2 separate regions of the Homo sapiens genome follow, and region 1 is linked to region 2. The links are chromatin loops, found by intact Hi-C in ENCODE. Cell type or tissue: A673. All regions are shown on one strand. Each heading gives the region's core, and the rest is flanking DNA. Links, peaks and the distances in the headings are about the cores only.

What was found. Hi-C counts contacts between places; a loop is a spot of excess contacts. Peaks named below come from ENCODE experiments on the same cell type or tissue, not always from the same donor. Only the 100,000 strongest peaks of a DNase experiment are listed, where the experiment ranks them.
Region 1: it touches region 2 in a loop (7-fold over the local background); 4 of 110 quality-filtered maps call a loop at or near these places.

Annotation. Positions count from the first base shown.
Region 1 is chr7:122,900,948-122,905,364 of GRCh38, forward strand. No RefSeq gene overlaps it. Among named protein-coding and RNA genes, the nearest start is that of CADPS2, 17 kb to the left of the region's middle. In A673, for the core only: a CTCF peak has its summit at 2,004; DNase peaks (open chromatin) are centred at 484 and 2,004; H3K27ac peaks cover 1,919 bases.
Region 2 is chr7:123,042,473-123,046,889 of GRCh38, forward strand. No RefSeq gene overlaps it. Among named protein-coding and RNA genes, the nearest start is that of TAS2R16, 49 kb to the left of the region's middle. In A673, for the core only: no CTCF peak of the experiment used is centred there; DNase peaks (open chromatin) are centred at 1,379 and 1,809; H3K27ac peaks cover 2,266 bases.

The sequences.
Region 1 (4,417 bases), core at 149-4,148, 140 kb before region 2:
GGGAAAATAGTTACATAGTGAGACCCCATCTTTATATAAAAGAAAGAAAAATAATAACACTGTAGATCCTGCTAAGAAATCCAGGATATGAATTATATTTATATTTCTGTTATTTATTTCTCTTCTATTATCTTATATATTTTCTAAGTCAAGAGTTGCCAACATATGGTCATTTGGCAGATAAAATACATATTCAAGAAATAAAGAAATCATTATGAAAATCTATAGCAAAAATGAGATGATTGATCTTTTCCTTTTATTCTTTCAATATTGTGTGTTTAGTCCGTAATTTTTAATATACTCATGACACTGATAGATTGTATTACTAGCACATATTAACTGGAGGCCAGAAATTGTTCAGTAGCTATTTAAAAATTTTAGCTGAGACAGAAGGAGTTTTACCCGAAACTCTCACTAGAGAATATCTGTCACAGGATGAAGCACTCACGACAATGAAGGATACTTAAGCAAAATTTATTGCTTCCAGATTGTTAGTCAGTTTCATGTCAGTGATGCAATATTGTTCAAATGTTCCAGTTTAACATTTTAACAAGAAAGTTTGGAGCTGAAATAACCCTTTAACTACACCACTGAAAATGTTCTCAGGAAATCATCAGAGACGTTTTGAGATAAAAAGGCAGGCTATGCTATAATAGAAAGTAGAATAAGTTAAATAACATCTCTAGTGTGATTTTTTTCTGCAATTTGATGTGAGGAACAAAACTCTAACCATAGCCCTCATCTGAATCATAGTGAATTAAATGAAAATGTCTTAAAAGTAAGATATCTCATTAGACTATATCTTGCTTTATGGTAAACAAAGAAGGAAAAAGGATAAATGGACCTTTTCTTCCTAACACAGTGACCTAACTTTCCAATCCAGATGACTGTTTGGCCAGATTCTGGACTATCTGGATTTTTATAAATGAAGCTCAATTTTTTTAAACTGCAGAACAAATATTAAAATCAAATAGCTGCCCACTAATAAAACACTCTAGACAAGAAGCCTGCTAATATAAGACTGCAACAACTATCTCATTTAAGGTTAGGATTTACAGAACATTGTTCAGATAGTAAAGGTAGGAAACAAACACCCTCTCTCTGTCAGACACAGGAGTAAGAGGAAGCAACTTCCTGGGCTTTTTACCCAATTATTGTCAAGAATGAAAGTTAGTTACTTCCCTAATTATAAACATACTTTGTGTTTTGTTATTTGTGAGCTGAAGACACTATTTTTAAAAAATTAATTTCAATTTAATTTCACAAATGTTTGCTGAACACCTGCTACACGGCCTGCACAATTCTAGGCACTGAGGATACAGCAGAAAACAAAACAGACTTTTAAAAAATCTTGCACATGCATAACACTTTTAACATTTTCAAAGAACTTCTATGGCCATTACTTTATTATTATTTTTTTACAATACTCTTGTAAAGAAAGCACAGAGAGATTAAAATGATTTGTCAAGGTTTAGATCATTAGTTCATAGACACTATCTTAATTCCAGACCTATAACTTTCTTCTGAGTTACAGACCTGTTCTTCATTCATCAACTGATTAGTTTTACTTGGGTGTCTGAATATAGCTAATTATCTCTTGTATTAGTAGCAATGTGGTGCAGAAGTTGTACCTATATTGCCAGCGCTCAAATCCTTTCTGCCACTTAGGTGGCTGAATAATACAGCACCCTAAAACTTAGTGTAATAAAGAACAATCAACTGTGTATTCTCTCTCGCTTGTTTGTGGTTACAAGGCCAGGCTGTGCTCTAAGTTACAAGTTGGTTCCAAATCTACTCCACCTGTCTTTCATCTCTTTTGACGAGTAGGCTATCTAGAGCAGGTTCTTCTTTCAGTGATGGCAGAGGCCTAAGGGGAGAACCCATTGCTGCATGCATTGTTTCAAGGCTGCCTGTGTCATCTCCACTAACATCCTATTGGACAAAGCAAATCACATGGACAAGCCCAAAGTCTTTCTTAATAAAGGGATAGAAAAGTACACTCTGTCCACTAGGAGGCCAAAGCCAGTCACATGACCAAACAAAACATCAGTGGGATGGGGAAGGGAGAGGAAGAGAAAGTGGATATTTTTGAAGAATAATCTACCATAGGTGCCTTAACATTTCTTGCCTCAGTTTATCCCTGTGCAAAACTCTCATAAGGTTGTTGTGAGAATTCAGCAAAGCATTTAGGATGCTTGGCACATGGTGAATGCTAAGTAAATAGTAGGCATTACTATTTCTATGTATCTCTGCTCATTAAATGGGATCCCCAGCTCCAGGCCTCTCAAATCCGTGCTGTTTCCTTTCATATCCATCCTCTTTGTCATGGGAAGCGCATTTGTTTGGCCCAAGACAAAATGTTTACACTTTGGTGAGGCTACCTCTAGTGACTGTATCGGTAAAATGACTCATCTATAAGGGAAGGTCTATTAGGTAAATCATACACATTTCCCCTTTTATTTAAGGCACATCTCTTCATTACGTTTTGTGATCCAGAGATTGCAAGCACTCAAATGTTCAGCTTAATAAAGTAAACATTAATATATGAAATGAATTTCTTTTTTGAAGGAAGACAAAAAGGATTGTAATAAAGATAACCTAATTCAAATGGCACCACCTTTGTGAAGTGTTCTCTAACTTCCCTAGGAAGTTAACTTCCTTCCTCTTTAATTGCCAATATATTTTTTCAAAACCTTTATTACAGCATTGACTAGATTACACATGATGTGATTTTATGCCTTTCTCCCTAAGTGAGAACTTCCAAGAAATAGTTTCTTATTTTTGTCTCATTCCTAACACAGCACATGACACAAAGTAGGTGGTCAATAACATTCACTGGCTAGAAATAGGGACAAGACAGAGATGGAACCTAGCAAATAATCATTGGATTTCACTTTTTCTCTACTTCTAACAGTGATGCTCACTAAAAGATACAGTTCATTCTTTGTAAATTATGCCTCAATAAATTTGGGTTTTAAAAAGAGGCTCCCAAAAGGCAAGGGATGAATGCTTTTTACTAATAGAATATGATATTTATAGCAAAATGGATATAAATTATTAATAATATTGCTGAACCCTTTTTAAAAATGAAGTTTGACTAGTACTAGAAAATTCACATTGTACAGAAGAATTTAGAAGGTAGCATAAAATAGCCTTTTCAACAAATGCTGCTGGAAGAACTGGATGCCCATATGACAAATGAACAGCCATCCTCTCACACCACACACAAAAATTAACATAAAATAGATGATAGACCTAAAGCAAAGCTAAATCTGTGGGATTTCTAGAAGAAAACATATGAGAAAAATTTTTCTGACCTTGGGTTATGTAAAGATTTCTTAGATAATATGCATGAACAAATGAAACATAAAATAGAAAACTGATAAATATCTTTATCAAAATTAAAAATGTTTTTTTCCTAAGAAGACACTATTAAGGAAATAAAAAAGACTTACAGATTGAAAGAAAATATTCATAACACATATATATGACAAAACATTTAGAATATACAATGAACAATTGCAATTCATTAATAACAAGTCAAACTGCCCAACTTAAATATAGGCATATGTATTTAAACAGTTATGTCACAAAAGAAGATATATAAATAGCACATATACCCACGAAAAGATGCTCAACGTCATTCACCTTTAGAGGGAATGCTGATTAAAACCATGAGATAGTACCGTATATCTATTTAAACTAAAATTTTAACAAGACTAACAATACCAAGTATTGGTGAGAATGGGGGTGCAACTAGAACATACACTCTACCCAAGGGTATGTAAAATGGCACAATCACTTTGCAAAACTCTTTGGCAGTGTCTTATACAGTTAGACATATAATTACCATATGATCCATCAATTCTCCTAAGTATTTACCAAAGAAAATGAAACCCAGTGTTCATATACAGACCTGTTTATGAATGCTTAGATCAAAATTATTTGTATTTAACTAAATGTTAGAAGTTATCTAAATGTTCATCAATGGATACATTAAAAAAGGGGTATACATATATATGTACAATGGAATGCTATTCAGCAATAAAAAGGAATGGACTACTGATACATGCAACATACATGAAAATGTCATGATGAGTGAAAGAAGCTAGAATCAAAAAGTACATCTATATATACATATATATTCTATTTACATAAAATTTTAGAAATTGCAAACTAGCCTTTTATGACAGAAGGCAGGTCAATGTTTGCTTGGGGCAAGGGGTAGAGGAATAGATTAATTAATAGGGGCCATAAGAAATATTTGGGGGATTATGAAAACATTCTGTGTCTTGATTTCTAACAGTAGTTTCATAGATGCATGTATTTGTCAAAACTCAGCAAATTGTATAGTTCATATAGGTGCAGTTCACCATTTGTAAATTATACCCTAAAAAAGTTGACTTATAAAATAAAA
Region 2 (4,417 bases), core at 89-4,088:
ATAGATATAGATATATATCTATATGGATAGATAGATATAGATATATATCTATATGGATAGATAGATATAGATATATATCTATATGGATAGATATAGATATATATCTATGTGGATAGATATAGATATATATCTATGTGGATAGATATCGATATATATCTATGTGGATAGATATCGATATATATCTGTGTGGATAGATATCGATATATATCTATGTGGATAGATAGATATATATCTATGTGGATAGATAGATATAGATATATATCTATGTGGATAGATAGATATAGATATATATCTATGTGGATAGATAGATATAGATATATATCTATGTGGATAGATAGATATAGATATATATCTATGTGGATAGATAGATATAGATATATATCTATGTGGATAGATAGATATAGATATATATCTATGTGGATAGATAGATATAGATATATATCTATGTGGATAGATAGATATAGATATATATCTATGTGGATAGATAGATATAGATATATATCTATGTGGATAGATAGATATAGATATATATCTATGTGGATAGATATAGATATATATCTATATGGATAGATATAGATATATATCTATATGGATAGATATAGATATATATCTATATGGATAGATATAGATATATATCTATATGGATAGATATAGATATATATCTATATGGATAGATATAGATATAGATATATATCTATATGGATAGATAGATATAGATATAGATATATATCTATATGGATAGATAGATATAGATATATATGGATAGATAGATATAGATATAGATATATATGGATAGATATAGATATATATCTATATGGATAGATATATCTATCTATCTAGATAGATAGATATACACACACCCATATATACATAATATGGATTGGTTGCATCAATACCTGTATTTTCTTTTGATGTGCAGAACTATGAAGAGGAGGCATTACTAGATAGGTATGACCACTAGTGCAATTTATAATTCAAACAATACTTGAAAACTATTTTCATAAATTTATTATTTTATTACCACAAATAAATGTATTCCTGTTCACAACATCCAGAAATGAATTTGAGCACAGTCCATTATGAGAAAGAGAGCAGATTTTTGACTAGCTGATACAGATGCAAATGGAGCCACATAGGTGAGCAAAATTACTTTACATCAAGTTGCCTTACTGTTAGATACAGTCAGTCTCCTATAAGGATATCCTCTTTCTCTAGTTTCTGCCCTCCTCTTCCTCCAGATTGTCATCTGTCTTCTCTAGCCTTCTGATACTCTTATAGGGTCCAGTTTCATTCTGTGGGCAGTTTCAGGGTCTCTGAGGTCAGGGTTACTGACAATTGCCATGTCAGAGACTGATAGGTTCTTACCATTCCTCAAAGAAAGAGGCTTCTTTTTTCCTAGTCTCTTCAGAATGGGTCATCTACAATATACATGCTCAGTTCTTTCCTTCCTTCCTTCCTTCCTTCCTTCCTTCCTTCCTTCCTTCCTTCCTTCCTTCCTTCCTTCCTGCCTTCATTCCTTCCTTCCTTCCTTCCCAGAATGGGCCATCTACCATATACATGTTCAATTCCTTCCTTCCTTCCTTCCTTCCTTCCTTCCTTCCTTCCTTCCTTCCCTCCCTCCCTCCCTCCCTCCCTCCCTTCTTTCCTTCCTTCCTTCCTTCCTTCCTCCTTCCTTCCTTCCTTCCTTCCTTCTCTCTCTTTCTTTCTTTCTCTTTCTTTCCTTCTTTCTTTCTTGAGACAAAGTCTCACTCTGTCGCCCAGGCTGCAGTGCAGTGCTGCGATCTCGGCTTACTGTCAGCTCTGCCTCCCAGGTTCAAGAGATTCTGTCTCAGCCTCCCGAGGGGCTGGGATTTCAGACACTCACCACCACACCCAGCTAATTTTTGTATTTTTAGTAGAGACAGATTTCACCATGTTGGTCAGGTTGGTCTCGAACTCCTGACCTCAGGTGATCCATCCCCTCTCCCTCCCAAAGTGCTGGGATTACAGGCATGAGCCACCACGCCTGGCCTCACATGTTCAATTTTATCTCATGGCAACATGTTACGAAGCAAATGAAGTCTCTGTCTTACCAAAGACCCTCCTCATCACAGTAAGGAGTATATGGAAATAAAGGAGTCAGAGAGAACAGAGAAACTGATTATCCATTCTCTTGCTATCCCCTTACTCCAAAACATATTTGATTGGCATCTGCTTGAAGAGACTTTGGATGTCTTTCTAATACTGGCTTTTGAGTGACTTAGGCAAATTGTAGACTCCTTTTTGATATCAATTTGGAAATAAACTGCTATAATTTCTGTACTTTCTGAAGGGTGGAAAAACTGTGCTTATGTAATATTAAAAACATCCTGTCAATTCAGTTAAAAATTAGAATTGTTTGTTTTTACAATCAAAAGCTCTGATTTTATAAAATTGGGCTTCTAGTTTTATTTTAACTGCTTACTAACCAGGTTTTTCTGTTGCTTCTTTAAGATAACTGGGAAAACATTACTGTCCACTGATTTCACGAGGTTGTTGTGAAGAACAAATGAGAAAAATATAGGTAAAATTGCTTTGGAAAGTGCAAAAAAAATTATATAATGGTGAAAAGCATGTCCTTAAAATAAACCTTCAAATGAATTTTTCTTTTTTTAATATATGTAGGTTGAACATAGGGGACAGTGCAGGCACTACCAGTAATGCAACCAGCATTTGATTTCTTGCTTTTCTGCTCTAAAAGAACTTTGATTTAGTTGGAATAGCAATGTGCCTAACATAAGACTCCTTTGCAGGTAAAAGCAGCCACATTTCATAGTTTTAACCAGAGAGGTATGGATAGAAGTTATTGGATAAGATCTCTGGAAAATCTCTTTGAAAGAAGGACTAAACTCTACTAGTATGTAACTTTGTCCTGCTCTCTTCCTCCTTCTTCCTTCATGGGATGTGGATGCTTTGGTGTAGAATTAAAACAACTACTTTATGACCTTATGGTGACCTTAAAATTACAAACCACCAGAAAGAATAGAAGACTGGAAAGGCCTAGGGTGCTTGGGTCATTGATGACATCCTGGGGCTGAAGCATCAAGCCCTGAAATATCCAAATCCAAATTAGTCATGTTACATGGGAAACAAAAAATCCCTATCTTTTAAAATCACGTATTTGTTATTCACAGTCAGGGTGTTTCTAACTAAACCAGTATAATTATAGGATCTATACTTTCTACCAATTGATTTTAAGTACTCATATATCCAATGATAATATTTGATAGTTCTACTGACATCTCATATAATCTTATATGTCCCACTGGCATTTCACATGCAGGGACTCTACAATTCAACTCATCCTTGTCACAGAAGTTTTTTTTTTCTTATCTTTTATTATTAAACTCAATGAAAGGCATCACTATTTCTCAGTCAATAAAGCAATTTTTGCTTTATTGGGTGTTAAACTTTTAAACCACCCTTGCATCCCCGGGGTAAATCCCACTTGATTATGATGAATGATTTTTTTAATGTGTTGTTAAATTCAGTTTGCTAGTATTTTGTTGAGGATTTTTGCATCGTTGTTCATCAGGGAGGTTAGTCTGTAGTTTTATTTTTTTAATGTGGCTTCGTCTGGTGGTGTTATCCGGGTAATACTGGCCTCATAGAATGAGTTTGGAAGTATTCCCTCTTATTCCATTTTTTGGAATGATTTGAGGATTGGTATTAGTTCTTTAAATGTTTGGTAAAATTCAGCAGTGAAACTATCAAGTCCCAGGCTTTTCTTTGCTGGGATACTTTTTTAGTATGGCTTCAATTTTATTACATTTATTATTGGTCTGTTCAGGTTTGGATTGTTCATGGTTCAATTTTTGTAGGTTGTATGTCTAGGAATTTGTCCATTTCTTCTAGGTTTTCAAATTTGTTAGTATAGATTGTTAATGATGCCCTCAAATATCATTTGAATTTCTATGATATTATTGTAATATCTCCCTTTTCATCTCTGATTTTATTTATTTGGGTCTTCTTGCTTTTTTCTTTCTTAGTCTGGCTAAAGGTTTATCAGTTTTGTTTGTCTTTTCAAAAAATCAACCTTTGTTTTTGCCGATCTTTTGTATTGTTTTCTTCACTTTAATTTCATTTATTTCTGCTCTGATCTTTATTATTTCCTTTCTTCTCCTAATCTTTGGTTTGATTTGCTCTTCCTTTTCTAGTGTTTTAAGGTGCATCATTAGATTGTTTACTTGAAGTTTTTCTACATTTTTGATGTAGGCATTTAGAGCTATAAACTTTCCTCTTAGTACTGTCTTTGCTGTATCCAGTAGGTTTTGATATGTTGTGTTTTCATTATCATTTGTTTCCAGAAATTTTAAAATTTCATTCTTAATATCTTCATTGACCCATCATCATTGAGGAGCATATTGTTTAATTTCCATGTGTATATGTAGTTTCCAAA